3 separate regions of the Homo sapiens genome follow, and all the other regions are linked to region 2. A link is a loop called in an ENCODE intact Hi-C map of the cell type or tissue named here. Cell type or tissue: chondrocyte. All regions are shown on one strand. Each heading gives the region's core, and the rest is flanking DNA. Links, peaks and the distances in the headings are about the cores only. Region 1 has its middle 98 kb from the start of LINC01203. Region 2 has its middle 44 kb from the start of LINC01203. Region 3 has its middle 78 kb from the start of LINC02154.

Region 1 (10,251 bases), core at 1,353-9,352, 55 kb after region 2:
CGCAAAAACATATTTACTGAGTTGAATCAATCACCACTTTAGCCTAGAGAGGCCCCCCTCAGACCTTCCCATTGTGGTATGTGCTGCCCCACTTTCAGCTGACTGCCAATTTCCTCTCGAGGCTGGGCCTGCTCAGCCCACCCACAGAGGGAGGAGAGCCTGAGATTGAATGCACCACCGTCCCAGCAGCTCTCAACCAATGCCTGAAGGGAGATGGTGTTTAAATAGCCAGCAAGCTCTTCCTTTGGGGGTGTACCTCTGAGGCATGGGGTGGTCTATGCTGAGAGCTCTTCGTGGGATGAAGCCCTGTGGTCCCTTTGTCCATAGCAGGAAGTAGCTTGATAGTGTATCTTTTAAGGGCTTCCCTGCCTTTCCTTCCTTTCCAGGCTCACCTTCTCACTCCATTATTGGAGTTTCCTTCAATCACCTCCCAAGTAAATGACTAGCACTTTATCAGGGTCTTTTTTGGGGGGAACTGAAATAAAGACAATACCTTCCCTTTTCTTTCTTCTTCTTCTTTTTTTTTAATAGGGTCTCACTGTGTCACCCAGGCTGGAGTGCAGTGGTACAATCACAGCTCACTGCACAGCTCACTTCGCCTCCCTAAATCTAGTGATTCTCTAGCCTCAGCCTCCCGAGTGTCTGGGACTACAGGTGCATGCCACCATGCCTGGCTAATTTTTTTGATTTTTAGTAGAGATGAGGTATCACTACATTGCCCAGGCTGATTTTGAACTCCTGACCTCAAGCAATCCTTCCACCTTGGACTCCAGCAATCCACCCACCTCGGCCTCCCAAAGTGGTGGGATTACAGGCATGAGCCGCTGTACCTGGCCAGCTTTCTTTATCAAATGAAGAAACCTAAATACTGAGAAAATAAGTGAAGTGCTCATGGCACAGCTAGTGAGTGAAGAAGCATATTCCCTGGCTCCTAGAAATGTGCTGTTTTAGAAAATGGAATTTCTCTTTATGGATGATAAGTACAACCACTGAGACATGAAAGAGCAATGGAAGAAGTGTGTGTGTGTGTGTGTAAATCAATAACAGCACAAGGTTACATAAAATGAATAGTAAATAAGCGAAACAGCTCTCACCTATGGTGCATATTATGAGCCAGGCAAGTACTTTTTGTGTGTTTCTTCATTTAACACAAAACTCTACAAGTTAGATGCATTATTATCATCATTCCCAGATCACAGATGAAGAAAATTAAGATACTGAGAGTTTAAGTAACTTGCCAAAGCTCACACTTGCCAAGATCTGACTCCTGGATTTGTGCTCATAACCATCAAACTATACTGTCTGCAGGGGCCGGCCAGAGAAGTTCTAGAAGTGACAGATTACCCTTGGCTTTTGGCAGCAGGGGTCTTGAAGAAAGAACATGGGATTATGACTAATTAAGGACTAATTCTTCCTAGGGCCATCAAAGAACTCATTTGTGTCAGTTAGAATATTTTCCAGGGCAGAAACTAAATATCCAACTAAAAATGACTTAAACAACAGGGGTCTACTGAAAAATCTCACATAATAAGAGGTCTGGAGGCAGGAGGTTCCAGACTTGGTTAATTCAGCAGTTAAATGACTTCAAAGCAGCAGTGACTCACATATTCATTCTTTATTTTCCATCCAATTCCATCTTCTTTGTAGTTCTCTTGATCCTCTGTCATGGTCTTGCAATGGCCCCCCTCAGCTCCAAGTAGCAAATATCAGAAAAGGAGGGAGGAACTTTGTCCCAGAATCCCTTAGCAGGTATTCTCTTTGGTCCCATTGGCCACGAATGGGTCACCTGCTCTAGACACAGGGGAAGCTGGGAAAGTGAGTCTTTGGCATTCTCTGTCTCCAGCATGGGAGGCAGGTTCTGCTAGAAACAAAAAAGCGGAAGGATACTGGCAGTGGGAAGGCAACCAATCTTGATGCCATATAGCTTAAATCCCACGTTGAAGCCTTCTTCTTGGCTGTGCTGTTTGGAAAAGCCAGAACCCAACAGCTTTGCAAAGATAATCATGGGAAAATAATTCGAGATGATACTCAGGTTCTGGCCAGAGATGACACCATCCGATGATGTCATATTTCACAGCAGGATACCAGACAGGCCAGAAACCAGGACCTGAAGCAGTCAGTGCCTATTCTGAACAGAGAGGCACTACATTGACCATATTTGGGAGGCCTCAGAGAATGGCTTCCACATCCAGACCAGAGCCAGGACAACTGGGATTGCTGGGCTCAGCCATATTTGATGAGTGTTTATTCTACTTATGGCAGCGTATTAAGCATTTTGGGGAAGGGGTGATGCCGAGATATCAGATGTGCATCCTGACCTCGAGAAACAAATAAAAAATCTAATAATAAACATCAACTGAGCACTATCTGCCAAGTCTGTTTAAAGCAACTTACATATCTCTAGACACCTTAAATATACGTCAAATCTTCACAGTAACCCTATGAGATAGGTTATATTTATGATCCTTATTTACCAATATGGGAACTGAGGCCAGGAAGGAAACTGAGGCATGGAGAGTTTAAGCAATCTTGAGATTGTTACCCAAATATTTGCTGTAAGGACACACCACATAGGCGCTCCCAGGAGTGCTTAAAACATTTTCTCTAAATTTACGGTGATGAATTCGTCCCAGGTTGCTTGGGACTCTCCCAGTTTTAGCACCGAAGTCCATGTACTGGGACAACCCTCAGTCCTGGGCAAATAAGAATGGTTGGTCATCCTACAAATTATAGGCACACTCAATCTAGATTGCCCTGACAACCCAATTAATGGATAATGGAAAAGGAAAAGTTAGAGAGAGTTTTCCCTGCATAGTCAATTCCCATAACAAAAGCTCCTGTAGTCAGAATAAAAGAGTTTCCTTAAACATTGGGTTTTCTTGGAATCAAGAGATTATTCTACCCAAGGGGTAGAAGAAGAACTACCCAAGGGGTTCTTCTTACCCACTGCAATAAGAAAGACCATGGCGTGTAGTAGAGAGTTTAATAGACACAAAGCTGGGCACGCCACGTGGGATGCAGAGTTAGTACTCAAATCATTCTTTTCCAAAGCTTGTAGGTTAGGGATTTTTCTTTTTTTCTTCTTTTTTTTTTTTTCGAGACAGAGTCTTGCTCTGTCGCCCAGGCTGGAGTGCCGTGGCGCGATCTCAGCTCACTGCAAGCTCCGCCTCCTGGGTTCATGCCATTCTCCTGCCTCGGCCTCCCGAGTAGCTGGGACTACAGGCGCCTGCCACCACGCCCGGCTAATTTTTTGTATTTTTAGTAGAGATTTTTCAAAGGCAGTTTGAGGGAAAGGGTGGGGGTGGCCAGGTAAGGGATGCCTGCTGCTGATTACATGTTGAAATAATATTCCAGATATATTGGGTTAAATGAAATATTCTAGATATATTGGGTTAAATGAAAGATATTATTAAAATTAATTTTACCCATTTGTTTTACATCTTTTAATGTGGCTATTAAACAAATAAAATTACATGCATGGCCGGGCACACTGGCTCACGCCTGTAATCCCCGCACTTCGGGAGGCCAAGGCGGGTGGATCACCTGAGGTCAGGAGTTTGAGGCCAGCCTGGCCAACACGGTGAAACCCTGTCTCTACCAAAAATACAAAAATGTGTTGGCACACACCTGTAATCCCAGCTACTTGGGAGGCTGATGCAGGAGAAGCACTTGAACCCAGGGGGCAGAGGTTGCAGTGAGCCCAGATTGTGCCACCGCACTCCAGCCTGGGCAACAGAGCCAGACTGTCTTAAAAAAAAAAAAATTACATGTATGGCTCACAGTATATTTCATTGGACAGCACTCTTCTAAAAAGACACTTCTAGAGAGTATGTCTCTATTAAGAGGGTTTCTCTTTGTGTAATATTGTTTACAAAACCAAGTTAAACATTAATTAGTTAAAATTCTGTAAACCGTGAAAAGGCCTCAAGGAGATTTGCAAAGGGAATCTCCTTGTCTTGGAGGTGTTGTCTTGAAGCTGCTTAAGCAGAAATGCTGCCCAGAACACACTCATGCTTTCTTGTGACCAGTGGCTCTAGGCCAAACTACAGTACATGTAAAAATAACTCTGATGAGTTCATTGTTCTGAACTTAAAGTCAAATGGGCTGTTGGCTCTTTTCACATAGTTTGAATCTTTTATGACCAGAAGATGCAAAACACATTTTTAAAAGCAGTAACTAATGCAGTCCAAGTCATTTTTTTAAAAAAACTTTTGGGTATTGAGCAATTTGGGGCTCTCCAAGGATTGTAATGATTATATTTATATTTGTATAAATATTTTCAAAGTTCTTTACAGTTTTTCTTTAGTATTTCCACTTGAAAGTGACTACATATCCCCATGAGGTAATCTGAGCTGTTATTTTATGCACATTTTACAGATGAGACACTGTCCCAAGTCTTCTTAATTCTGTTTAGTGTTCTTTTGGCTACACCCAGTGTGATGGAGCCAGATCCTACCCACTCATGAGAGCCAATTGTGCATCTCTGCACAGCTCAGCAGTCACATTATGTTAGTAGCTTGAAATCATCCACAGTGTGAGCGTTTATACCATGAGAATTGGCAAAGGCTACATAGTCCGTTTATTTGTTTTGTTGTTTCCGTTGTTTATTTCTTGAGTACCAGTTACTAAACATTTAATGGCACACTGCTAGATACCTCCAAGAATGAGAAAACTTGGGGATTAAAAGACATTTGCTTAGTCTGTTTTGTGTTGCTATAACAGAATACCATAGACAGGGTAATTTATAATGAATAGAAATTTATTTGGCTCGTGGTTTGGTTCAGGAAGCTGGGAAGTCCAAGAGCATGGCATCAGCATTTGGCAAGGGACTTCGTGCTGCATCATCCCATGGGAGAAGGTGGAAGAGCAAAGGAGAACAAGAGCCACAGAGCAAGAGGGGGCCAAACTCACTTTAATAACAAACCAACTCTCAAGATAACTAAACCACTCCCATGATAATGACATTAATTCATTCACAAGGGCAGAGCCCTCATGACCTAATCATCTCTTATTAGGCCCCACCTCACAACACTTGCACTGAGGATTAAGTTTCCAATACACAAACTTTGAGGGACACATTCAAAACATAGCAGATGCATGTTACAAAACAGGAGCAGAAACACAAGTTCTCTGAGTTCAAGAACTGAATTCTGTAGATAGATTTTTTGGTTTTTTTTTTGAGATGGAGTTTCTCTCTTGTTACCTAGGCTGGAGTGCAGTGGTGCGATCTCGGCTCACTGCAACCTCTGCCTTCTGATTTCAAGCGATTCTCCCGCCTCAGCCTCCTGAGTTGTTGGGATTACAGGTGCCCGCCACCATGCCCAGCTAATTTTTGTATTTTTTTTTTAGTAGAGATGGGGTTTCACCATGTTGACCAGGCTGGTCTGGAACTGCTGACCTCGTGATCCGCCCGCCTCGGCCTCCCAAAGCTCTGGGATTACAGGCAAGAGCCACCGTGCCCGGCCAACAGATTTTTTTTTTAAATGAAAAGATCCATGGTATCTTCAGTTTGCATATTGCAAGAAAATGAGGATGCTACTTCTTTAACCTGACAAGGCAAGGCCCAAGCCACTTAAACCTAAGCCAGCAGCCAGCCCTCCTACAGAAGAAATGGAAATCACCTTCACTGCTCCAACACAATTGTATGCTCCTGTCTTTCAGTTGTTTCGGTGTCTCTCTCTATCCCTTTTTCTGTCTTTGTGTGTGTGCATCATACATACACAAATACACACACCACACATGATTTTTACTACCTAAGTTACTATAGCAGACAGCTAGAAATTCAAGAAACCAAGTAACGCCTTCATTCAAGGAAAGGTGGAATAATATACTTCATTTTCTTTTATGGAACAACAATCAAGCACTAAATTTACTGATGAAGGGGAAATCATTGAAACTGGAGAGGAAAGGGGATACTGGATGTGAAAAACATCTATATATACCTCAGATAAAATCACTTCAATCATCTCTGATTGTCTCATATCAAATCAAGCCATTTTTTTCCAATTACTTTATTATTCTCCAACAAGAGAGCTAGATTAGATAATCACATATGAATTTCAGATTGTGCTTGCTAACTGACGTTTGCCAATAGCAGTCACTTGAAAAGAGCTGCTCTAAGACAAACTATTCTAAATGAGTGGTTTGGCATGGGGGGGAGGTCGCTTTCTTTTAACTCATCCCTTCCCTCACCACACATCAATGAACTCAGTAAAATGTTTACCAGATGGCTCTATCTCTAAACTTTGGTTAATTTTCCTCAAATTCACATATTAGAGAGCCTGAAAATCAGATGGTGCTGAAAAAGGAACCAAGAACCAGAAGTCCCAAACTGTAGGACATCAGTCCCCAAGTCTAGCAGATCTCAGTCCATTAGGTCTCAAACTGTAGACCATTAAAGTATGGCTAAATGTTGTGCTTTATTACAATGTCATTATTTTAAAAAGAGCTAACATTGAAAAATTAGAAGTCTTTCAATAAAAATACAGATTTCTGGATTCTTTTGAGTAATCAGAAGCTGTCACAATGGGCAGATGCTCCATCAAAGCAACAATAGGTAGAGCTTCACTCATTTATGCTACTTTCTTGCCATGGACACATTTGAATTTGCACCCTACAATAGAACAACAACAAAAATGCATCTTAACACTCTAAACTGAGAAAAGGTAAAGGAATAAGTCACATCATGTGGTTTTTTTTATTCTCAAGACTTTCTCTATTTACCGGCTGTTGTTCCCAATGAAGTTTCTCAGGACTTAGGGAGCACTCTAATGCAGCCATGATACGGAATTACTGTTATGGGTTCACTGCTTCTATCTGCCCTTCTGGAATCAAAAGGTTATGCAAGCCAAAAGCTTTCTCATCACTCCTTTGGTGGCAACACCTGATGTGAACTGATGGGAGGATATTTACTGTTTTTATTTTTCTTACTTAGTGTGAAAATTCATGCATGAAGCTAGAGAAATATTAATGTGTTTGACTCTATGGTGTTGCACCTGATCCTGCCAGTGGTGTTTGGTAATAGGCATAGGCACCATATTATCTTTCAAAAATCCCCTAAATCCTGCTGTCTGAGCACATGCAGCCCTGAAGGTTTCTAACAGAGGCCTTGGCAATCGTATATATAAATATACATACTTGCTCCCCATGCCAGGGAAAACGTGCATATTCTAAGGTGCATAACCAAACAGTGCTTTCACTTAGGAAATACTAAATGAGCGTTTGCTATTAAAGCTATTTGCTAATAACACTGTTTCCAATCCTTAAAACGTTCATGAATGGAGAACATGAGGAAGAAATGTAAAAAAAAAAAAATGACAATATTGTGGACTATGGCAGCAGGAACAAAGGAGGCAGAGAGCATGGTACAGCTAACTCACCTCAGGACTCTAGAGTAGATGTTCAGAAGAGATGCTTGGAATCCGGAAAAGAAAGTCCAGCTTCTTCCCAAGTTTGTAAATAGAGGTACAGAAGAGAGGCAGCAGCAGCCCCTGACTATGGTGTTGAAAGCTGAGGCTCCATTTGTCTCCCACCACAGGGAAAGTGTACCACGATTTGTTCAGAAGGAATTTCTGAAGGCAAGCTGTCCTCTGTGGGACACTGTGTGTGCTCTCAACTTGGGTGTCCTCCCTTCTTTCTTTGTGCTGTGCTGGAGGGAGGTGCCTTGCGGCAATCTGTGAACCTTCAAAAATCAAAACTCCCCAAAACCCAATGTCTACCCCCACAAACACCAAACTGGAAGGCCCAAAGCTGCCCTTGGTCTGTCCCCAGGTTGTTAGGGCTGCTTTGTGGTTAAAATAGGGCAGGGGGACTAGTAGGTCAAAGAGAGAAAATGTCTTGGAGGCAATAATATGCAGTTATGTTAGTCTTCATCAGCCAAAACTCTGAAGGACAGTGTGTAAGCGCACAATTATTCTTAAACAAAGCAAAGACTCATTATTTGTCTTCCTAGATTTCCTTAGTTCTGTCTTTGTGTGTTGCATCTCTATCATACACATACAAATACACACACCATTTTTACTACACAGGTTACCATAGCAGAGAATTAGACATTCAAGAAACCAAATAACCTCTTGAGGCCTCCTGTAAAGCAGATGCTACCTTGTGGGGCCTGGGTCTAACTAACCTTCTCCCAGGGGATAAATCAGGCATTTATAAACATTAACTCTTTCTGATCACCAGTGGCATCTTTGACGGTTCTACCATGTATGAAATAGTGACCTAATGAAGAGGAAAGAGTTACAGAGCCTCCTCTGGCTCTCTCTACTTCCTCCTAGGTGGTGCTTCAGGTGCCAGGGAAAATGTGCATATTCTAAGGTGCATAACCAAATTCCCATGTCAGAAAAAACAAGTGTCATTCACATTACAAAAGATACAGAACCAACCTGTGTCCATTAACAGATGATTGGATAAAAAAAGTGTGATATATATACACAATGGTATACTATTCAGCCATTTAAAAAGGAGTAAAATGATATCTTTTGAAGCAACGTAAATGGAATTGGAGGCCATTATCTTAAGTGAAACAAGTCAGATACAGAAAGACAAATATTGCATATTCTCACTCATAAGTGGGAGTTTAAAAATGTGTACACATGAACATAGAGAGTGGAATGGTAGACATTGGAGACTCAGAAGGGTGAGGGGATGGGAGTTGGTGGATGATGAGAAATTACTTAATTGGTACAATCTACATTATTCCAGTGATGGATACCCTAACATCCATCTGACATAGCCACTATGCAATCTGTGCATGTAACAAAGTTGCCCTTGTGTCCCATAAATTTATACAAATAAAAAATAAAATAAAAGGCAAATCTAAGCATGCTTTCTTTAAAAAGAAAAAAACAAATGGGTATCTGTAGTCCTGTGAAAAGTGTAATAGAGTAACAGGTTGCCCCCACGGGGAGGGCAATCTGTCCCCTCTGGCTGGTCCCCTCTACAGTCAGTGCCCTGGGAAATAGGCACCCCTTTCTGGCAGTGGCATTGGCAGAGCAACTACACTCTCCAATTTCTTATCAGCAGCCTTCCTCCTACACTATGGATATTCTTTGCCAGCCTTGCAAGGTGTAATGACCAGCTGTATTAAAAGGAAAGGATTTATGGTACAAACTGTTGTTAAGAAGAATTATCCCAAATGGAAAAAAAGCAGATTGGCTATTGCATGCCTTAACAAAGTCATACTAGAGCATTGCCTGATAAGTTCCCCCTCAGGATCAGCTGATGCTCTAGGGAGAGGTAGCTTTTTGGTTGACATACTACTTACTATTGATTAGAATCTGTCAGGAAAAATGGGAAAGACTTTGAAATGGACAAAGAAAGATTTCTGGATGTACTGTCTAGCTTATTCTTCCAGGCTATATGTGCCTTTCATTGTCTTTGAACTACTTTACAACTCTGCGCATTGTAGAAAACTGATAATAATCCAAATTACGCTTGTTCATGGAAATGCAAATAAAACTGTCCAGGCAATTTAATTGATCATTGCCTTATGGATATTGATATGTTTTGCATCAGTTTATATATTCATCTCAGTATTCCTGGTTACCAGTATATCTTTGTGTTCTTTAAATTCTCCTTTGAACTTCTTACGACATCTAATTTATTCCCTCACTAGTTAATTAGTTTATTTTGTATTTGTTCAAAAGTCATGGTTTTACCCTTAAAAAATTATCCTTTAACAGGCCCAAAGATTGTGTAAAGTTAGATATTAATTTTTAGAAGACAGACAAAATGCAAATATGATTTCTATTGGGTATAAATGATAACCCCAAAGGCTACAGTTTTATTCCCCTGTAGGAAGTGGTTAATCAATTTTGTATTTTAATTTGCAATCTTATTCCAGTGTTCTCTTTTAGATGAAGATATGTAGTCATTCATTTATTCATTTACCATTTCCTTTTGTCCTTGAACCTGTTGGTTCCCTCACTAGGGAATTAAATACATCTCTGACACATATTTGTTAAATATTTATATGAGACCATGTTTTTAACTTTTTTGAAAACTGTACTTGACGTTGTATAGCATTTGGCAAGCAATTCGAAGTGTGAACTAAAAAAACAAGTGTTACTTTAAAGCCTGACCGTAAGATTTCACTCCAGAGACAGCGCAATTTAAGCTAACCCCTAAGTAGGCATAATTGGCTATTAAGCAAAAGTCTCTGGGAATAAAAGTCAAAATGGTTTGGGATAAGATGATAAGATAAATTACTCAGGATGTTTAAAGCTTCGGGGTGCCTACAAGCTGAGAGGA
Region 2 (10,251 bases), core at 696-8,695:
CTTGATATTTAAAGGTATCAAATATGCCCAATGTGACTCCCAATATGTTAATAATAAAAAAAAAAGATCGAGAGCAAAATCTAGCCAAAATAGAAATTAATATGGCTTAGAAACGTCTTTCCTCATTTTCTAAATGTTTCCATATCTGGCAAAATGACCAGAGTGGAGGGTGAATGCTTTCAGCATGCTCAAAATTCAAACTCCAAGTTTAAGTGATTACTTAAGAGGCTTTAGTCTCTGAAATCCACCTGTCCTCACATGACATCATTAAATGTTTGCCTCTTAGGCTATTTCTTCTCTCTTCTTGGTCATCAATTGCTCCAGCTAAACTGGATCATTCCTATCAGCATACATACACCAGCATGTATTTATCACCAGGTTAAAACAAATATCAACTCATGGTTAACTTCATTTCATTCATACCCTTCCCTCTGAACTATTTTGGTTTTTTGCTTGTTTGTTTGTTTTTGTTTTGTTTTGTTTTGAGACAGGATCTTGCTTTGTTGCCCAGGCTGGAATGCAGTGGCATGAACCTGGCTAACTGCAGCCTCAGCCTCCCAGGTTCAAGCGATCCTCCTGCCTCAGCCACCCAAGTAGCTGGGACCACAGGCATGCACCACCATACCTGGCTAATTTTTGTATTTTTTTGTAGAGACAGGGTTTCACCATGTTGCCCAGGCTGATCTCCAACTCCTGGGCTCAAGCGATCCCCCTGCCTCAGCCTCCCAAAGTGCTGGGATTACAGGCATGAGCCACTGTGCCCAGCCCCTCTGAGTTATTTTGAATTACTTTCCAGACATTGGATTGTTCTATTCATAAATAGTTAAGCATTTATCTCTAAAAATGAAGAAGATTTTTGAAAACGTAACCATAACACAATTATCCCACTTAAAAATATTAGCAGCTTTAGTTTAACAATGTTCGTAAAGAAATTCTATTACTTACGGAGAACTAGAAAAAGTACTAGAAGCTGACCAGAGACAAAACAAAGAGCACTGGTTCTTTTCTTTGGGCATCTGCTGAAAGAACATCACATGCCCACCTAAATAGGGTACGCCTCTCTGTATTCTATCATTAGGAGCAGCAGGACATCTGGGGATGAGAAGATGGAGAGATCATCCTTATATAATGTTGCAGTCTGGAAGCATCACTCTCAAAAAGGTAAGTTTTTAGGTTATTTTTAGTTTGGTTTACAATTAAAAAAAATCCTTCATTGAACTCTGACTCTGCAGATTCTAGAAAATAGAATATTGTGGGCAAGACTGGCTTCAGAAGTTTTATGGCTTAATAGAAAAAGAAGGTGGGCAGACCTGGTAAAAATCTTTGCAGGGTCATGCATGCCTCCCACGTCAAGTATTTGCCACTCTTATTATTATTTTTTTTTCCAGACAGGGTCCCGCTCTGTTGCCCAGGCTGGAGTGCAGTGGTGCGATCTCCGCTCACTGTAACCTCCACCTCCCAGGCCCAAGTGATCCTCCTAACTCAGCTTCCTGAGTAGCTGTGACCACAGGCATGTGCCATCATGCCCGGCTAATTTTTTGTATTTTTGGTAAAGATGGGGTTTTGCCACATTCCCTAGGCTGATCTCAAACTCCTGAGCTCAGGCAATCCACCCGCCTCAGCCTCCCGAAGTGCTGGGATTACAGGCATGAGCCACCATGCTCGGCCACTCTCATTTTTTTTAAACCAAAGAAATCAATCTTAAATCAATTTTGCACTTGATTTATGCACATCAATTTTGTTTGCTTCTTAAAGAGTATATGATTAGCTGTACAAGAGACTATAGGTTAAGAAAATCCTTAGTCTTGAGAAAAGCACTGAAGAGGAAGAAAAAGACACCAGGCCCCAAGACATCCACCAAAAATAGATCCAACTTACATTGTCTGGCAGGGCAAACAATCCCATCACAATCACATGCCAGCCCCTATATTCTGGCTGGTCCCCAGAATTTAGTCAAGATCAAAGTAAAATTTTTTGGTTTCTGGGGTGAGCCTTCATCCAGGTCAAAATATTCTGGAAGAAGGCTTGCCTGGCACCTGGAATTCCACACCCTTGAGCTCTCCTTTTCACGGAACAGCATTCGTCAGATTTACTGACAGCATAGCAGTGGCATAATTAACAAATAATCCAGTTTTCAGCTTCCCTGGCCTCCACCTGCTAGATACCAGGAGCACCTCCACTCCCACAGAAGTTGTGTCAACCAAAATGTCTCCAGATATTGCCAGATGTCCCCTGGAGGGCAAAATCAACCCTGGTTGACCACCACTGCAATAGTATTATTTGTATCAAATATATGAAACATAAAGATTGCTAAGGGAAATAAAGTAGACTATTTTAGATATCCAGTCTTAAAGGAAACCACTACTATCATCATTGGCCAAAAAAAGAAAAAAAAAAGAACAGTGCTAATAATTAGACATAAAATAATAAATGAAAACTATCATTGCTTTGAAATATTCCCTGGAGGAAATGAAACATCTGTGTAAATTTTATCCTTTCACGTGTGAAGATGACTGGGATAGCAGGTGTGGTAAAAGACATTGTTCCAAAGCCTGTTCTGTGGTTTGCTGATGAGAATATTCCCTGGCTTGGGCTACAGCTGCCATGTGCAGTCTCTCTATTGACAGTCTTTCTCAACCACTCCCGAAAATCCCCACATTGTTTGAACTCAAGTTTTGTAATTACAGAGATGTGGTTCTCAGAGCCAAAAATGAAGCTGCCTGGCTGGAGCAGCAGGATATAGAATAGGCCCTTGGGACTGGGAGATTATAACTTTTGTGGTTTCAAGTACTCATAAATGTGGTGGAGAGGGGTTTTGGAGTTGATCCACAACTCGTCAGAGGCCCTGCTATTTTTTCTACCCACAGCCATTGTAGAGAATCCAAGCCGAGTTTAAGAGTGCTGTGGAAATACACTGCTGCTACTGCTGTTTCTATTACTGTTTGATGCTGGGACTCTTATGCTCCAACCACGTTTTCACCCAGCTGAGTCGCCTTCGTATCACGCCTTTCCAGTGAGTAAGATCATCTAGATAGATTCTCCAAAAGAAATAACCCAGTAAGGGAGGGGCAACCAGCATGACCACAATGCTAGTTGTTGTGTGCGAATGGTAAACAGAATGAAATTATGAATGTGTGTGCGGGTCATTATATGCATGCAGACACATACATATGCATATGTAGTATAAATCTCCATAAATGCCTAAGGTGATGGCAGTGATGAGGGGCAGTTAAAAATGTTAAGCACAAATTGGAGCTGAGACACTGATCAGAGAAAAATTATCTGTAATACTGAGAAAGAGCCATCTGTCATGGCTGGAGGCTCAAGCAGAGAAGGGATAAGTGGAGAGGCCCCAGGAACAGATGGAGAGGCTTGAACCCCCACACAGAGCAGAGCGTCCAACAGCTGGGACTGATTAATCCAGACGGCCGACTATTACGTCATGTGTTGGATTACAACCAAATGAGTGGCTAAAAGCTCCTAGCAAGTTCAGGCCAACACGAAGTCGCTTCACAGATGGCATCCACCTTGGAATTCCGTGAGGGATGAAGACACTGCTCAGTCCTGCCTCATTGTCCTCTGTGGAAAGAGCAAGAGGAATGAGGATAGGCCTTTCCCACCCCTTTATTCTTCTTTATTCTCAGGGTAAATGGAAGTAGAGAAGGAGAGTAAGTGAGATTTTAAAGAAGCTTTTTGACCTGTGTCTTTGTTCTCTCCTTGCTCTCTAAATTACATGATAGAGGGAATAATAAGGAACTTTAATGTATGAAGTTCAGTCCAGTAAATTGATCCCATAGCCCAGCATGTGATAAACAGTTTCTGAATATTAACTTGATCTACTCGTGCTTCTTAGTAATCCCACAAACACTTTAAACAACATTTCAGAAGCACAGGTAATCCCACAAGCATTTCAGCAACATTTCAACTCAACACCTGTCCCCTCTCCAATGTTCCCTTCAAGTCAGAAACCTAACTTTGGGTACCCAACTCTACCGTCAATCAGTCACTGGGGCCTTATGGAATCAATGGAGTCTTGTAGATTCCATCTCCTTAGCATTGCTTGAAACGATCTTGACTTCTCTATTCTCATTGCTATTGCCTTAATTCTGACCTTCAGTAAGTCCTGCCTGGACCGTTACAATAGTTTCTTCTAAGCTATCTTCTGGTTTCTTTGCTCCAGTGCATTCTTTTCTTTTTTTTTTTTCTGCTGACACCCAGCACTTTATTAGTGGGGAAACTCGCCTTGGTCTGGCAGAGACTGGGATGGACAGGACCGGCGCCCATCTCGAGGGGGTATTTTCTGGAAGATCAGGTGTTCCTCCCTTGTAGGTTTAGAGGAAACACCCTCATAGATGAAAACCCCCCAGAGAGCAGCACTGCAACTGCCAAGCAGCCGGGGTAGGAGGGGCGCCCTAGGCACAGCTGGGCCCTTGAGACAGCAGGGCTTCGATGTCAGGCTCGATGTCAATGGTCTGGAAGCGGCGGCTGTACCTGCGTAGGGGCACACCGTCAGGGCCCACCAGGAACTTCTCAAAGTTCTAGGCAACATCGTTGCGACACACCGGAGACCAGGTGATGAGCTTGGGGTCGGTCATAAGCGCAGTGGCGTCGTCGCTGGGGGCTGGCAGGGCCTCCCGCAGGAAGGCAAAGAGAGTGTGCGCCCCCGCACCGTTCACCTCGCCCTTCTCGAAGAGCATGAAGTTGGGCTCGAACCCACCACCAGGTCGGACGTACTTGAGGGAATTCAGAATCTCTTCGTTCTTGGCGTTCTCCTGATGCCCAAACTGGTTGCACGGGAAGCCGAGCACCACCAGGCCCCGGGGTCCGAGGCGCCGCTGCAGCTCGTTCATCTGGGTGTAGTCCCGGACCGTGGAGCCTCAGAGGGACGCCACATTCTCTATAAGTAGTACCTTGCACCGCAGGGAGCCCAGGCTCACAGGCTCCCCGCCGGCCAGCGGGCGCGCCGAGAAGGCATACACCGACTGGGCCGCCGCCGCCGCTGGCCGAGCAGCACACATGGCGCAATTGTCCAAGAAGCCAGCGGAGCGCCCCGAACAAGCACTGTCTCCAGTGCATTCTTTTCACAGGGTCGGAGCCATGGGAAAACTTCCTCTTTGCCCTCTGAAGGTTCTCTGAAAATCACTGACAAGAGACAGATTAGATTAATAGGAGAAAACGCATACAAATTTATTTGAGATCATAGTTTTACGTGACAAGGGAACCTTTAGAATGAAGACCCAAAGATACAGAGCAAACTGGCCATTTTTATGCTTAGGTTCAACAAAGTGTGGACAGCTGTGCAGAAATATGATTGGACAAAAATGTTGTGATCTAAAGCTAATGGACTGAGTGTGGAAACCCAACAAGGCCTGTCTGTCTAGATTCTTCTTGGCCTCTCTGAGCAGCGTTCCTTCCTTCTGGGTGTAAGGCAAGACCCTCTCTGGAGTGGGGGTGTTATGACCTACAGTCAAACAAGGTATGTCAGGGAATTTCGTTATGGCCAGTATTTACACAGAAAGCTGGGAGGGAAAGTTAGAGTAATGTTTTTAGGTTTTATGGCTGGCTTTGGGGAACAAGGTTTCTGGTTTCTAGAACCTGCCTTGGGGAAGGATTCTAGCTTCTGTTGCTCCTCTGGGGAGAATGGGACTGAGACAGGAGGGCAGGGGAAGGTCAGAGAACAACATTTGCTTCTAAACCTGCTTCTGGAGCTTTTTTTGGGGGGTATTGTTATCCGAGTCCCCACAATAGCCTCCAGAATAGCCTTCTTAAAACTGAAATCTGTTCTTGCGCCACTGCTCTCCAGCCCAGCCTGGGCGACAGAGCGAGACTCCGTCTCAAAAAAAAAAAAAAAAAAAAAAAAACTGAAATCTTTTCATATTATTTTCCTGCTTACCACTCTTGTATGGCTGCCCATTCTCAAAGGTTTTTAGACATATTTTTGTCTTGACAGAATATAGATGAAATTCATCAGAGCAACACAATTCTATATACGTAGTCAGATTTTCATGAAACTCTAATTTTTTTTTTCAGAGAAATAAAGTTCATCACAGTGAGTCAAGATGCCTCATTCCAAGCTATGGTGTAAATTTCATAGACTAAGAAATGTGCAAGTTTCCTTTTTGCTAAGTATGACACATCACCTCTCTCTCACAAAGGGATATATGTTGTTACTAATGTAAACTCATTAGTTTTGATCAATGTTTTGTGAACTCAAAAGTATCTGAGACAGCTCTCAATCAATTTAGAAAGTTTATTTTGTGAAGGTTAAGGACATGCCCGTGACACAGCCTCAGGAGGTCCAGATTACATGTGCACAAGGTGGTCAGGGTACAGCTTGCCTTTATACATTTTAGGGAGACATAATACATCAGTCAATACATGTAAGGTTTACATTGTTTCGATCTGGAAGGGTGGGGCAACTCGAAGCAGGAGTCGGGCTTCCAGGTCATAGGTAGATTTAAACATTTTCTGATTGGCAATTGGTTGAAAGAGTTATTATCAGTAGAAAGAATTGTTTGGGTTATGATAAGTGGTTGTGGAGGCCAAGGTTTTATCATGCAGATGAAGCCTCCAGGTAGCAGGCTTCAGAGAAATAGACTGTAAATGTGTTTTTATTGGACTTAAGGTCTGTGTTGATATTAATGCTGGAGGGGTATAATGAGGCTTGTCCAACCCCCTCCTCCATCATGGCCTGAACTAGTTTTTCAGGTTAACTCTGGAATGCCCTTGGCCAAAAGGAGGGGTTCATTTAGATGGTTGAGGGGCTTTAGAATTTTATTTTTGGTTCACAGGATCATGGTTATATAAGATGTTAACATTAGGAGATGCTGGGTAAAAGGTATATGGGAACCTTCTGTACTGCCTTTGCAACTCTTCTATAAATCTAAAATAATTTCAAAATGTTACTATTAACTATACTCGAGGTTATTTATGTCTATTTTATCTGAATAATGGGAATATCATCTAATGGTGTGCTAATACCTCTTTCCCCAACTCCACATTCAGTGATGGCTAGTTGGTGGTTTCACATCAGACAATGTGGGAGTATTTACACCCTGGCAAGTGGTACGTGCAATAAACATTTATCAGCATACTGAGGCAGCCAGATGTGACTTTCTCTGCCTGAATATGAAAAGGTATCAATACATATGGGTTGCCAAAAGTGCAAGGGAGAAGAGAAGACAGCAACTGTGAAAACAAGCTCCCCTCTTTCTCTGTAAAGGCTGCAAATCTGCTTATGAGTGTTTCAGAGTCACTGGGCAACCCAGGTCACAGGCATATAGCAGAGATCACTATGCTGCTCCGGGCCCCTAGGAAGGCAGGGTGTGGAGCCTATCATTTCAGATTCTGAAAACTTTGAGGGATGCGAGAAGAGACTATGGAAGCCAAACAGGAATCTTCTCATAATTTTAGCCATGATGAGTATATTGAGAAACATTCAAAATATTTAAAATTTGGCATCAGGAGTCAGGGCCTATCAGTTCTACATAGCATCTACAAGCATAACATTTTCCATCATGGTTTTCTGTCTGTTAAAAGTCATGTTATTATTCTGTGCCAAAATCATTCAATTTAGTATATGAAGAAAAAAGGAATACTTCCGGGGACCACACACCCAACAGAGTGGGATGCTGAAAAGATTCACCATCCAGATCTTTCATAGTAGAGGTGATCAGCATTGAGGGTACAGTTTGATCTTTTTTTTTTTTTTTTTTTTTTTTTTTTTTTTCAGATAGAGTCTCGCTCTGTTGTCCAGGCTGGAGTGCAGTGGCATGATCTTGGCTCACTGAAACCTCTGCCTCCCAGGTTCAGGCGATTCTCCTGCTTCAGCCTCACGAGTAGCTGGGACTGCAGGCCCACCAAGCCTGGCTAGTTTTTGTATTATTAGTAGAGACGGGGTTTCACCATGTTGGCCAGGCTAGGCTCGAACTCCTGGCCTCAAGTGCTGGGATTACAGGTGTGAGCCACCACACCCAGTCCTACAGTTTGATCATTTTTAAGGTGCAAATTCTATTCAACTTCCCATATACATGGGGTTTCACACTGGGACGGTGAGGCAGGGGATCAGAGGTGGGGTTAAGTATTGAAATCAGCATATAAGGCAAGAATAGTTGATAATCAACACTACTCTCTAAAACTCCTTAAATCAGTGGTGCTACAGAGATAGTACACTGCTAGAGGCAATTTAGAATATTTTGTTGTGTGTTTTTGGTTAGCATAGCCAAGGGAGGGGGTACCTTAGATATTCATGAGCCACAGCTGGGGATTTTAAGCAACCGTCATTGGTCATAAAGTCCAGAGAAAAGAAGGATCCTCTCCGGTCCTTCAGCACTTCTGAATGCCCTGCTAGACCTGCATTGTGTGTGAAAACCTGCTCAAGATTATCTGAGGATAGATGCTCACAGCATTTTACAAATAAACACAAAAGTATTTTTAGCAATCTTAATAAACCCTGAATTTTTCTGGAAATCAACTACTGTATGAATCAAAAGTTTGTATTTTGCTCTGTATGGAACTTTTAGCACAAATCATTCATTGTTGTGGAAAATCCTGACACCACCAGTTCTCAATATAACACACCTGAATCTACTGGCATTTGTAACTATTGCATTCTTAGTTTTCCTACAACTATTTATTATTAAAGGGGAGTACTGTTCTGATAAGGTTGGAAATCACTGCCTTGAATTTCTGTAAATCACTGAAATCTATGCTGCTTGAAACCAATGTGTAGGGACCAAGGGAAAACTTCCCCTTTGCCCTCTGAAGGTTTGCTGAAAAATCAACTGACAAAAGGCAGATTAATAGGACAAAAGGCATACAATTTATTAACGTGCATGAGAGTCCTACAAAATAGGAGATCTCAAAGAAATGGCCAGATAATTAATTGATGCTTTTATACCATCTTGAGGTTACAGAATGAATGGGGACTTGGGAGATTGCAAAGCACGCTATGTTGGCAAAACAGGTTATAGGAGAAGGAGGAGAGGAGGCCTGGCTGGCAAAGGTGGTCTTGTTAACACAGAAAAGACCTCACAGGTAGCAGCTCTCAGAGAGAATAGATGGTAAATGTTTCTTTCAGACCTTTAAAGGTGTCGGACTGTCAGTTCATCTTTCCTAGATCCGGACAAGGCAGAGCTAAGAGAAAACCTGGCTGCATCAGTGCAGATTTTCTCTACAGATGCAAATCTCTCCCCACAAAAGACAGCTTTGCAGGGCTGCTTCTGTTTGCAGGCGCCCTGAACAGCCATCTCAAAATATGTCAAAGAAATATATTTAGGGGTGAAATATTTTGGTTTTCTTTAAAGTCAACAATGAAATTTGTTATTTTTTTCACTTTACATTCAGGTTGTTGTCGCCTTTCCCAGGGACACCAGAGGTCCTGGCTTTGCTTAAAGACAAGGCTTCTCAACCTCAGAACTAATTAACATTTGGGGAAAATGCACAGTGCATATTGCTAAACCCTCTACAGTGCACAGGACAGTACCAGCCCCCACCCCAACATGGGGTATATCCGTGGCCTCTACCCACTAGATTCGAGCAGCAACCTCCCCACAAGTTGTGACAACCAGTGTTAAAAGAAACTTTATACGAATTAAATTTAATAGAGTTTAACTGAGTAAAGAACAATTCTAAAATCAGGCAGCCCACAGAACCACAATAGGTTCAGACCTGAAGGTCTGCCACATGGTTGGATAACATTTACAGATAGAAAAAGGAAAGTGACAGAAAACGGAAGTGAGGTACAGAAACTGCTGGATTGGTTTTATAGCACCGTGTTTGCCTTATTTGAACAGGGTTTGAACAGTTGACTGCCCGTGACTGGCTGAAACTCTGTGATTGGTACAAGGGTAAGTTAGTCTGTTTACATACCAAGTTAGGTTACAGTTCAGTATGTACGGAGAAACCTTTAGGCCAAACTTGAAATACATAAGGAGGCAGATTTAGGCCAAACTTAATTTTAACACCAGAAATGTCTCTAGACATTGCCAAATGTCCCCTGGGGGGCAAAATCACCCCTAGTTGAGAACCTCTGGTTTAAGGCAACTCTACTTTGGAATTCTGTTCAGAATGAGGAGAATTTGGGTCATGTTTCTCAAAGCACGATTTGCAAATCAGATCAAAAATACAGGATTCCCCCAAGGTACGGGCCAAAAGTGCAAATCAGAATCTGGGGTGTGTCATATGGTGGGTCAGAGCCAGGCACGATGGCTCTTGCCTGTAATGCCAGCACTTTGGGAGGCCAAGGCAGGC
Region 3 (10,251 bases), core at 723-8,722, 150 kb before region 2:
TTGACGTTAGTAGATCCATCTCAAGAACTGTAAAGACTCTTTGTGTAAATACACACTGGGAAAAAAAATCTGAGTCCTGGTTTTTGACCACTTGTTTCTGGTCTGTGTGTGTGTGTGTGCCTTTCTCTTACATACAACCCAACCAAACACTTTCTTTTCAAAATATTATGATCATCACTATGTCTGTTGCACCAGAGGAATTTTCAGTATTCTAAAAATAACTTCAATTCTATAGAGTCAGAGTGTTTTTAGTTACAGATGCCCAGACAGTAGGGCTTCACATCAGATCCATCTTAAAATACCTTAAAAGACATAGAGAATAATGGAAACATGGAAAATGATTTGGAAATTAGGATAACTAACTCTGATTAAAATTAACTTTTATAATGGCCAAAGGATAAAATACTGGTGTTAATGATTAATCTGAGAGGCTTGAGAGAAACCTGATTTTTTTTCTCTTTCTTGTCTTCTGTTTGCTTCCTGCTGCCTTTTTCTCTGTAATATTTTGGCATCAGCTAGAACTGGTTTGAGCCCCATGCTTCTACCAGCCTTCATGAAAAATCCTAAGCCCAGGAGTAGGAAGCTAGGTAGACTCTAGGCAAAAGGCATGACTAAAGCAAGTTTTTCCCTTCTTGTTTTCTTTCTGGGTCACCTGCTTTTGATTTAAAATTTTTGTATAACTGGATTAAAAATTTTCCTCTTTCTCGTACATATATTGTGATAGATATAAGCAATTTGTTTTATTCCTATCTTCAACCACGGGAAATGAATTGTTTGAACCTGATTTATGTTGCTTATAAAAGGCACAATGAAGACTACTTACTGAATTCTAATAACTGCACAATCCTTACGAAAAGCTTGGTGGTAAGAATGAATATTCATGAGACCACCTAAGGAATGTAAAATCCATTGCTTACTACGGATATTCAGGGACTCCAGGTTAGGGGTGCATTGAAACTGAAAGTGTTAATTAGTCATTGCTGTTTAACAAACGATCTCCAGTTCTCAGGAGCTTATAGTCATGTTTCCACGCACAGGTCTATGGGTCAGCTGTGGTTTGGCTGGAATCATCCAGGATTAGGAGAGCTTGCCTCCAGGCTGCACATTGGTTTTAGGCCTGCTTCATGTGTTTCCTCACTCTCTCTGGACCAGCAGCTACTCAGGGTATATTCTCCTCACGGTGAATCACAGGAGCATAAGATGTCATGCCCAATCACACACCTGTGCCTCTTCAGCTTTAAAGTTCCAGTCAAGTTTGCAGAGTTTCCACTGGCTAAGCCCAAAGTCAAGGGGTGGGGACGCACTCTGTACTATTGCAATGCTAGGTCACACGGCAAAGGGAGGGAGAGAAGAATTAATAACAATAATCCATCTGCCACACTGACCAAATTTATCTGTGATTGATTTCCTCATTTGTAAAATGAAACAAAACACACACACACACGAACAAAAAAACTCTATCTCCTGGAGTTGTAAGGGTTAAAGAACTTAGAACAGTGCTTGGCACGCATGAAAAGGTTAATATGGTTACTACTATTGCTGTTGTTAACATTGTTGTTGTTTTTATTGTTTTGCTTCTGTCTTTGCCACAGAAAAGCTTAGAGACAAACTTTCTGCCCTCTTCTAGCAAGCACGTAGGGAAATGGTTTGCACACCAAATTTACCCCTATGCTTTGTCTTACTTTTTAATGTTATTTTCCTTCTTTGATTCTTTCCTAAATTATTTTTTTCATCCTGTTAATTGAATACACTGATGTAAGCAGTCTGTAAATGTTTCCCTATATTGTTAGTTGTAGTATGATGAATAAATAAACAAATGAGCCCTACTGGCTTGTTGCTTTTCTTTTTTATTTTATTTTTGAGACAGGGTCTTGCTCTGTTACCCAGGCTGAAGTGCAGTGGTACAATCACAGCTCACTGCAGCTTCGACCTCCCTGGCTCAAGCAATCCTACCATCTTAGCCTCCTGTGTAGCTGGGACCACAGGCATGCGCTACCACATCCAGCCAATTTTTAAAAAATTGTTTGTGGAAACAGGGTTTCACTGTATTGCCCAGGCGGGTCTCAAACTCCTGGGCTCAAGTGATTCTCCTGCCTCAGCCTCCCAAAGTGCCGGGATTACAGGCATGAGCCACTGCTTCCGGCCTCTTTTTTTCTCTAAACCTTGACTTCCCATGTGTTTGCCATCTCTGTCAATGCTGCAGTAGCCCTTCTTCCGTATTTACACTAGGCAAAATCGACTTTGTTGCTCTTGCTATCACCAAACGTCAGGTTATAAGTTTCTTTGTTTATTGCCTACTCCCCTGCTCTCAACTATGATTTTTACATGTCTCTTTTGTCATTGGCAAGTACAAAATAGGCATGCCATAAATATTTGAATGAAGGAATAAATAAATAAATCAGTGTGTTTGTAATTACTTCTACATGCATTCTAGCCTAGATTTTCTGTTGTGGTGTAGATATTAACAGCATGGATTGGCTGTAGGATCCCCCTTTCTTTCCACAACCTCTAGAGTCTAGTTCTGCCCCTTCCATTGCACTGAAACTGGGTTTGGTAAGGTCATTGAATACTGTCCTATTTGCAATCCAATGGTCTTTTCTCTGACATAACCACTTTGTAAGGTATGCCAGGGTCAATCACTGTTTTCTTCTTAAAATCTTTACTTCTGTAGCTTTTGTGACTCCAGCTTGTCACCTCTCTGGGCAGTAGTCTTTTACCTGCAGGTTAATTCACATCAGGGACACAAGAAATCAGATTCTCCCTGGGATAGGGGCACATGTCCTCTGATGATTCCTAGGGGCACTGCAAGCCGAACTTATTAAAAATTGAATTTACTTCTTCACCCTTTACCCCCAAACCGTCACTGGCTTCCTCATGCTGGTTAACTGCGTCAAAAGCCATCTCATTTTTAAGCTGTCCATCTTTTTATCATTCTTGATTCTTTATCCATGTCCCTCCCCACTCCTCTCTCAACTATAATCAGTCCCTAAAATATTGACTTTGTGTTTGTTTGTTTTCTCAAAGCATCCTCTTTCCTTCTCTCATAAAGTTGTCTTGGTCCAGGACCTCCAGATTCTTGACTTTACTTCAAGAACTTTCTAAGGCATCTCTCAGCCTCCAGCCTCTTCCCACTTCCAACTTACTTTTCACCCTACTGCATGATAATTCTTCTAAAATGCAGATCGGTAGCTTTCCTTTGCCTTCAGTGTGAAGTCCAAACCTTTTGGCATGGCATGCAAAACACTGCCTTTCTCTCCTCTTCCATGATCTCCCAACCTCCACCATGCATACTTTGCTAAACTTGAGCTACTTAGTGTTTCTTGCAATGGCCAGAGCATTCTCTTCTCTTCTCTCCTTTCTTCTCTCCTCTCCTTTCCTTCTCTTCTTCTCTTTCTCTCTCTCAACTTTTTATATCATAATCCTTAAGAATGCCCATTTCTCTTTCTTTGCCCTCTGGGATAATTTCTGCCCTTTCTCCAAGGCTCACTTCTAGAGTTCCCTCCACTGGGAAAGTCCTCTATCCTACTGCCTCTACTTACTCCGTGCTATTGAGTGTTCTTCCTTGGTGTTTCTATCACACCTTATAAGTAACCTCAATAACAGTTCCTTTCAGGTTTAGTAATAATTATTAATTTCTCCACTAGATTGTGAGATTCTTTAGAGTAGAAACTTTTTACATTATGTCTGCATTCATAGTAAATAAGTCTTAGCACATAGAAAACAGTAAAAATAAAAGTGTGGCATTGAGATAAATTGAATTGAGTTAATTAAAAACAGTATTCCTTCCAGCTCTCAATTCTGGAGGGTTACGTCAGTTTTCAGTTCATCAGAAATGGTCACTTCTTTGTTTAAATGGAAATTTAACAAAATAGTGTCTAGTTGATGTTGACCTGAATCAGAATATGAAAAGTGTTTTTTTTGTTTTTTGTTTTTTTTTTTTTTTACAGGTATTTTGGCTTGTGGTTGTAATTTGGCACCAAAATTGGTTTCAGTATGTTTAATGACATCCGAGTATGGAAACCACACTGTCATCTGGCATGGGACAATTGGGGCTAAGGTAGAAGCAGTTATACAAATGAGACCCTGATTTGTTCTCTTCTTCTCTCATCTTTCTTACTTCCATTGTCATAGGAGTTCTTTGTTCCTACCAGATTGAAATAGGAATGCTACTTTTTTTTTTTTTTTTTTCAAGTGGATGGTGTTAATATAGCTCTGGGGAAAAAACAGTGTCACAAAAAGCACTGGAAATGATCTCACCAACCAACCATCCATATGACCTGTATTCTGGGCTATGTTCCAGTAATGGAAATAAGTTTGCTTTGTTCCGGATGCATTTCCTCACCCAGGATCCTTTGTCAGCTCTCCTTCCCCATACATCCCACAGTGGTTATTACAGACTTATTGTTCTGGTGCTACTGCACCTCCAGAGTCACCCAGTGGCCAAGGGCACTGGCTTCAGGGGAAGTATAAACTCAGGTTTGCACCCAGTTGCTGCTCTACTCTCTAGTTGTTGATGAATGACTGAACCTCGGTCGTCAGTTTTCTCATTTATGAGATGTGGATAATAACACCAACTCCATCGGGCTAGGTGAAGCCAATCCTATAAAGTTCTTCATCCAGCCAGTACCCTGCACATAGTAATTCTGTACCATCCATTTCCATTTTATATATAAAAGTCATATAGTTTCAATCAGATCGTTAGCTCCCCAAATCCACTTACGAACTGTTACTTTCAGGAAGTTATTTCTACAGCTGAATATTTCATTTATAAACTGACTTCATCCTGAGGGATTATTCTTGTCATCTGCCACCTAGAACCCCCTTCTTAGTCTCCTAAGGCAGCTGTAACAAAGTACCACAGACTAGGTGGCTTAGGACAACACAAATTTATTCTCTCACAGTTCTCGAGGATAGACATCTGAAGTCAAGGTGTCCTCAGAGCCATGCTCCCTCTAATACTCTGGGTAGAATCCTTTTGTGCCTCTACATAGCGTCTAGTGGTGGCCATCAATTGTTGGCATTTATTGGTTCACAGCCCTATCACTCCAGTCTCTACCTCTGCCTTCACATGACCACCTCCTCCCCATGTGTCCCTGTCTTCACATGGCATTTTCTTCTTTTTGTGGGGGACACCAGTCATATCAGGTTAGGGCTTACTCTAATGACTTCATCTTAACTCGATTACATCTATAGAGACACTATTTCCAAATAAAGTCGCATTCACAGGTTATAACTTCAGTGCTTTTAGATTATCTTTTTGAAGACACAATTCAACCCATAAAACCATTTAATGAAGAACTTGCTATCCCCAGCTATAGGAAGGGGTAATGGGAGATGAGCTTCAGGGACTATTCATCTGTAGAGTCCAGCCCTCTCACCCAAGGTCAAGTTCCTTCTTGAGGTGACCCACATTCAATGACAGATTAATGCAGGGATATAGAGGCCTGGCCATCTCTCCAACCTAGCGTAACTTTGAAGGGCCCTTCCAACTCCAAAGCCCTGTGGTGTCAGTGGAGGCTATTATTGTGCTTGGGTTGCAGGTTGACTTCTCTCTCTGCCTAGTCCTGCTTCTGTCCCTAAACATTCACAGGTATTGATCCCAACAAATGCCCTTGTAATAATCTCTAGCTCAAAGTCTACTTCCTGGAGAGGCAACCTGTGACAGTACTTGAAAGGAGAGAGTGCCTCCTGAAACATTTTATTCACCAGGGTTGCTACTTCCTGGGCACATAGTAAACAATCAATAAATCCTAACTGGACTTATTGGGTCACATTTCTCTGAGTAATTGGGCAGAATTGAGTACGGAATTTATTTGATAGTTGCCTGAGACATGAATGAATCCCCATGTAGATTGAATCCATGATGCATCACACATTCAAATGGACCACCCTTCATTTAGCCCAAGCTCCTTGTTGTCACAACCACCAACAAGACATTCTCTGTAGTCTTATGTGGCATGACAGTCAGATGCTCTCCGTACCTGATAATAAGATAATCACTCAGCATGAATTCAATATAACTGACCATAGAAATAACCAACCTAAAGCAATGGTTTGGAAATTGATGACTAAGAAGTTGAGAAACATACGTATTTCAATTCAGGGACCAGGTGCGGGGTCAGGAAAACATGGGGGCCCAAACACATTGAAAGTTACTTGCTCTGGGCAGGTATTTTTATAACAGAACTTAGCAAAAGGGAGCCTAAAGGGGGAGAAAGTCATTATGTCTTTAACACTAACCAGTAGGGGCAGGTATCTTTGGGCCCTTGGCAAACTCATCCCTATAGAGAAAGTGGAAACATCAATGGCACTGGTTATTAGTTCCAGATGACTCTCCTTGCTTTTCCTTCTTGCACTTCCAGGGAGTACATTGTGGTAACAGCTGACATGAGGACTGTGATCTACTTGGCAGGAGTAGTTCTCAGTGTTAAATGAAAAAGTTGAGATTCTGCTGTATGAACCAGTCTACTGTATGTTTGGTTAGCTTGGATCATCCTGAGAAAGTACTCAATTATGGGTGCCCTATCCTAGTTAGACAGTACTTTGGAACATGGCTAGGTATATATAATCACTTGATCTAGAAGCCAGCTTCTCTCTTCAGCTGACATCTCTGCCTCCTCACTTTCTGTAACTGTATTTTGTTTTTATGGTCTACTGAAAATGAGCCAGAAAACCCAGGTGAACTGATCTTAACTACATTAATAAATATTTATATGTATCATTTATTCATTGAACAAATATTTGTTGAGAGTCTACTATGTGCCAGGAATTGTCATGTCCAAGGGGGTTGATATGGGTTGAATTGTGTCACCCCAAAATTTGTATATTGAAGTCCTTACCCCCGCTACCTCAGAATGTGACCTTATTTGGAAACAGGGTCATTGCAGATATCATTTGTTAAGATGAGGTCCTACTGGAGTAGAGTGGGCCCCTCATCCAATATAACTGGTATCCTTTTAACTTGATCTCAGACTTCTGGCCTTCAGAACTGTGAGATAATAAATTTCTGTTGTTTAAGCCACCCAGATTGTGGTAACTTGTTATGTAGCCCTAGCAAACCAATACAGGGATTCAATAGTGTTTACATTTGAAACCATTCCTGCCTTCATAAAGCTTACAGTCTTCGTATATGTATGTGTTTGTGTGAGTGTGCCCACATGTTCCAGCCAAGACCACCTGGAGACAGATGTGGTCAGTCAACCCATCTCCTATTCTATGTGAAACCCAGTATCCTTGTGGACATTTCTGCAAGTTCCTGGGAACTCGAGTGCTCCAGGCCACTTCTGGCCCTGCATTCTTGCTTCATCACAACTCCCGTCTCCCCATCTATGGCTGATCTCTTATCTCTGCTTTTCTCATCCAACCCAGGCACTGTTTTTTTTTCCCCTCAAGGTCTTCTCACGCACGGCTATTGTGTATATAGATGACTTCTCTGAAAGTTTGGAAAGATTAGAAAAAGGGATATTGTAATCACGTTAATTACTTAAAATTGAGGTAAAACATGCCATCTTCCTAAATATTTTAAGAGCTTCCCTGCACCGGGCAATTTCTCTTGGGGGAATGGTTTCCACAAGCCCGACTTGGCTGCCATTTTGACCTGGCATTTTCTCCCTCTTCACCTTCTGTTCTTTTCCAGCCCCAAATTTGCTGGTCAAGTTTTGTTATAAAATTTAGCTCTTTCTTTGTTTTTAAGTATTCTTATAGATAATGACTCATTTTTCAACCATATGAAAACGCTGATATTTGATCATCTTTGACCTGCAAAAATAATAACTTCATTTTAATTAATCCAAGATTTTTCTTAACAATGACAGCTTTCTTTCTGAGTGACAGCTGCTAAAATAACAATATATCTGAAGATATATGTAGGAACATATATCTTATATCCATGCACATGCATAGAAAATATAGTAAAAAGAAAAAAATGCAAGTAGCCCTAGAGGAATGGAAAAGGGTTTTCTTTCTTTTGCACGTTTCTTTATACTTTTCTATATTTTTCCACGTTCTACAATGAACATACACTGCTTTTTATTATCAGAAAAAGTGTTCCTGCTGGGCGCAGTGGTTCACGCCTGTAATCTCAGCACATTGGGAGGCCGAGGTGAGCGGATCACGAGGTCAGGAGATCGAGACCATCCTGGCTAACATGGTGAAACCCCGTCTCTACTTAAAAAATACAAAACAGAGCCAGGCGTGATGGCGGGCGCCTGTAATCCCAGCTACTCGGGAGGCTGAGGCAGGAGAATGGCGTGAACCCAGGAGGCGGAGCTTGCAGTGAGTCAAGATTGCACCACTGCACTCCAGCCTGGGCGACAGAGCAAGACTCCTTCTCAAAAAAAAAAAAAAAAAAAAAAAAAAAAGGTAAATTGTTCCTTTTTAAAGTAGTGCCTGTGCAACAATAACACCAATAAAACTAAGATATTTGCAAGTTGAGCTCTTCCAGTAGACTTTCCACACTGTTTGATGGATGTAACAGAGCTAGAGAGAAGTCAGTGTGGCAGAAATTGTCATAGCAGTGGGAAATCATCATATTTTTAAGAATGAACATTTATTAATATGGGCTTTGAATTTTGCTTTTAATGTTGTCTGATTAAAAATCTTAATTTTTTCTTGATTATAAGAGCCATACATGTAGTTCTTAAGTTAGTTAAAACTGTACACATGTAAAAAGTCAAAATTGGATGTCCCTCCCCCAATAATTCCCACCCCCATAACTTAAGGTAAAGCCTTCCCCATAATATGAGTTGTGCAATGTATACTACTTTACAATCTGGTTTGTTCACTTAAAATATATACCTTGGGTATCTTTCTCTGAAAGTATTTATAGATTTATAAACACATTTTATTTTTCCTTTGTGCCAGCTCTAAAGGAACGCAAAAATATGGTGGGATAAGAAAATGCATCACCAAATGGTCTTTCTCTCTCTCTCTCTTTCTCATCATATGATGTCATCAGCTGTATTGAACACAATTGAATTGGTGTTTTTTCTCAATCAGCCTACAAGGCCTCTGACCTGTCCCTAGACACTTTGATGTGAATGTGAGTGGAAGAGGAGGATGAAATCTTGGGACATTGAACCCAGTTGCTTGTGTTTCTGACATTTGCATTTTGCCTCATAAACACCTTGTATCACATGAACATATAAAACTTGAATTTATGTCTATTTAAATGTGGATTCTGTTCAGAGATACAAAGATCTAAGTTTAAAAAGATCAAGCAGGTGATTTCAAGCAAGTGCATTTTTATCTTGATGCACCAGATGACGATGGCATTCAAAAAATCTGTTTAGGTTTTAGTGAAAAGAGAGAGAAAGAAGATACAATTATTTCAAGTTTAAGGTAATTTGACCTTATTGAAGACATGGATGGTTTGTGGCCTTATGTAAAAATAACTTAAAATTTCCCCTAACTTTTGAACCAGTAATTCTACTGCATAGAAACTGGCCTAGGAAAATGCATTCAAGCTCATAACGAGCTTTGTACCCAAAGGCAAGCATTGCAGCACTATTAACGATAATAAATAAAAATAGAAATACCCCAATCATCTAATAAGAGAGAGGTGTTCAGTATCATGACAACCATACCTTAAACCATTACACAGACATTAAAAACAGCTATAAAGACCTGCAATAATTTGGGGAAATGTTTCTCCTTATTAGTAAGTGAGTGAAGCAGGATAAACGAGAATATGTGGACAGGGTGGTTCCAACAATGTAAAAAATATATGTGAACCAGAGAGGTAAAGGAAATACACCAATCATTAAAGTGGCTGATTCTGAGTGGTGATTGTTTCCTTCTTTCTACTTTTCTATATGCTCAAACTTTCTGGTGAGCATGTATTTCTTTAATAACAATAAGTTTTTTAAAAACATTGTTAAAAACTGTTGGGCACAGTGGCTAACACCTGTAATCCCTGCACTTTTGGAGGCCAAAGTAGGTGCATTATTTGAGGTCAGAAGTTCAAGAACAGCCTGGCCAACATGGTAAAACCCTGTCTCCACTAAAAATACAAAAATTAGCTAGGTGTGGTGGCGCACATCTGTAATCCTAGCTACTTGGGAAGCTGAGGCACAAGAATCACTTGAACCTGGGAGGCAGAGGTTGCAGTGAGCCGAGATCACACCACTGCACTCCAGCCTGGGTGACAGAGTAAGACTGTCTCAAAACAAACAAACAAACAAACACACACCATTTTTAAAAACCAGAAGATATCCAGGCCTTGAGCACAGAATCCAAGCATCTGATCCCGGC

The links. A loop is a pair of places that touch in the nucleus more often than their neighbours do. Peaks named below come from ENCODE experiments on the same cell type or tissue, not always from the same donor. Only the 100,000 strongest peaks of a DNase experiment are listed, where the experiment ranks them.
Region 1: it touches region 2 in a loop (2.6-fold over the local background); 5 of 110 quality-filtered maps call a loop at or near these places.
Region 3: it touches region 2 in a loop (2.8-fold over the local background); 2 of 110 quality-filtered maps call a loop at or near these places.

What each region holds. Positions count from the first base shown.
Region 1 is chrX:13,428,537-13,438,787 of GRCh38, forward strand. No RefSeq gene overlaps it. Among named protein-coding and RNA genes, the nearest start is that of LINC01203, 98 kb to the left of the region's middle. RefSeq lists an enhancer at 1-387. In chondrocyte, for the core only: no CTCF peak of the experiment used is centred there; no DNase peak of the experiment used is centred there.
Region 2 is chrX:13,374,323-13,384,573 of GRCh38, forward strand. It overlaps the pseudogene GPX1P1. Among named protein-coding and RNA genes, the nearest start is that of LINC01203, 44 kb to the left of the region's middle. In chondrocyte, for the core only: no CTCF peak of the experiment used is centred there; DNase peaks (open chromatin) are centred at 4,659 and 4,996.
Region 3 is chrX:13,220,051-13,230,301 of GRCh38, forward strand. No RefSeq gene overlaps it. Among named protein-coding and RNA genes, the nearest start is that of LINC02154, 78 kb to the right of the region's middle. In chondrocyte, for the core only: a CTCF peak has its summit at 4,397; no DNase peak of the experiment used is centred there.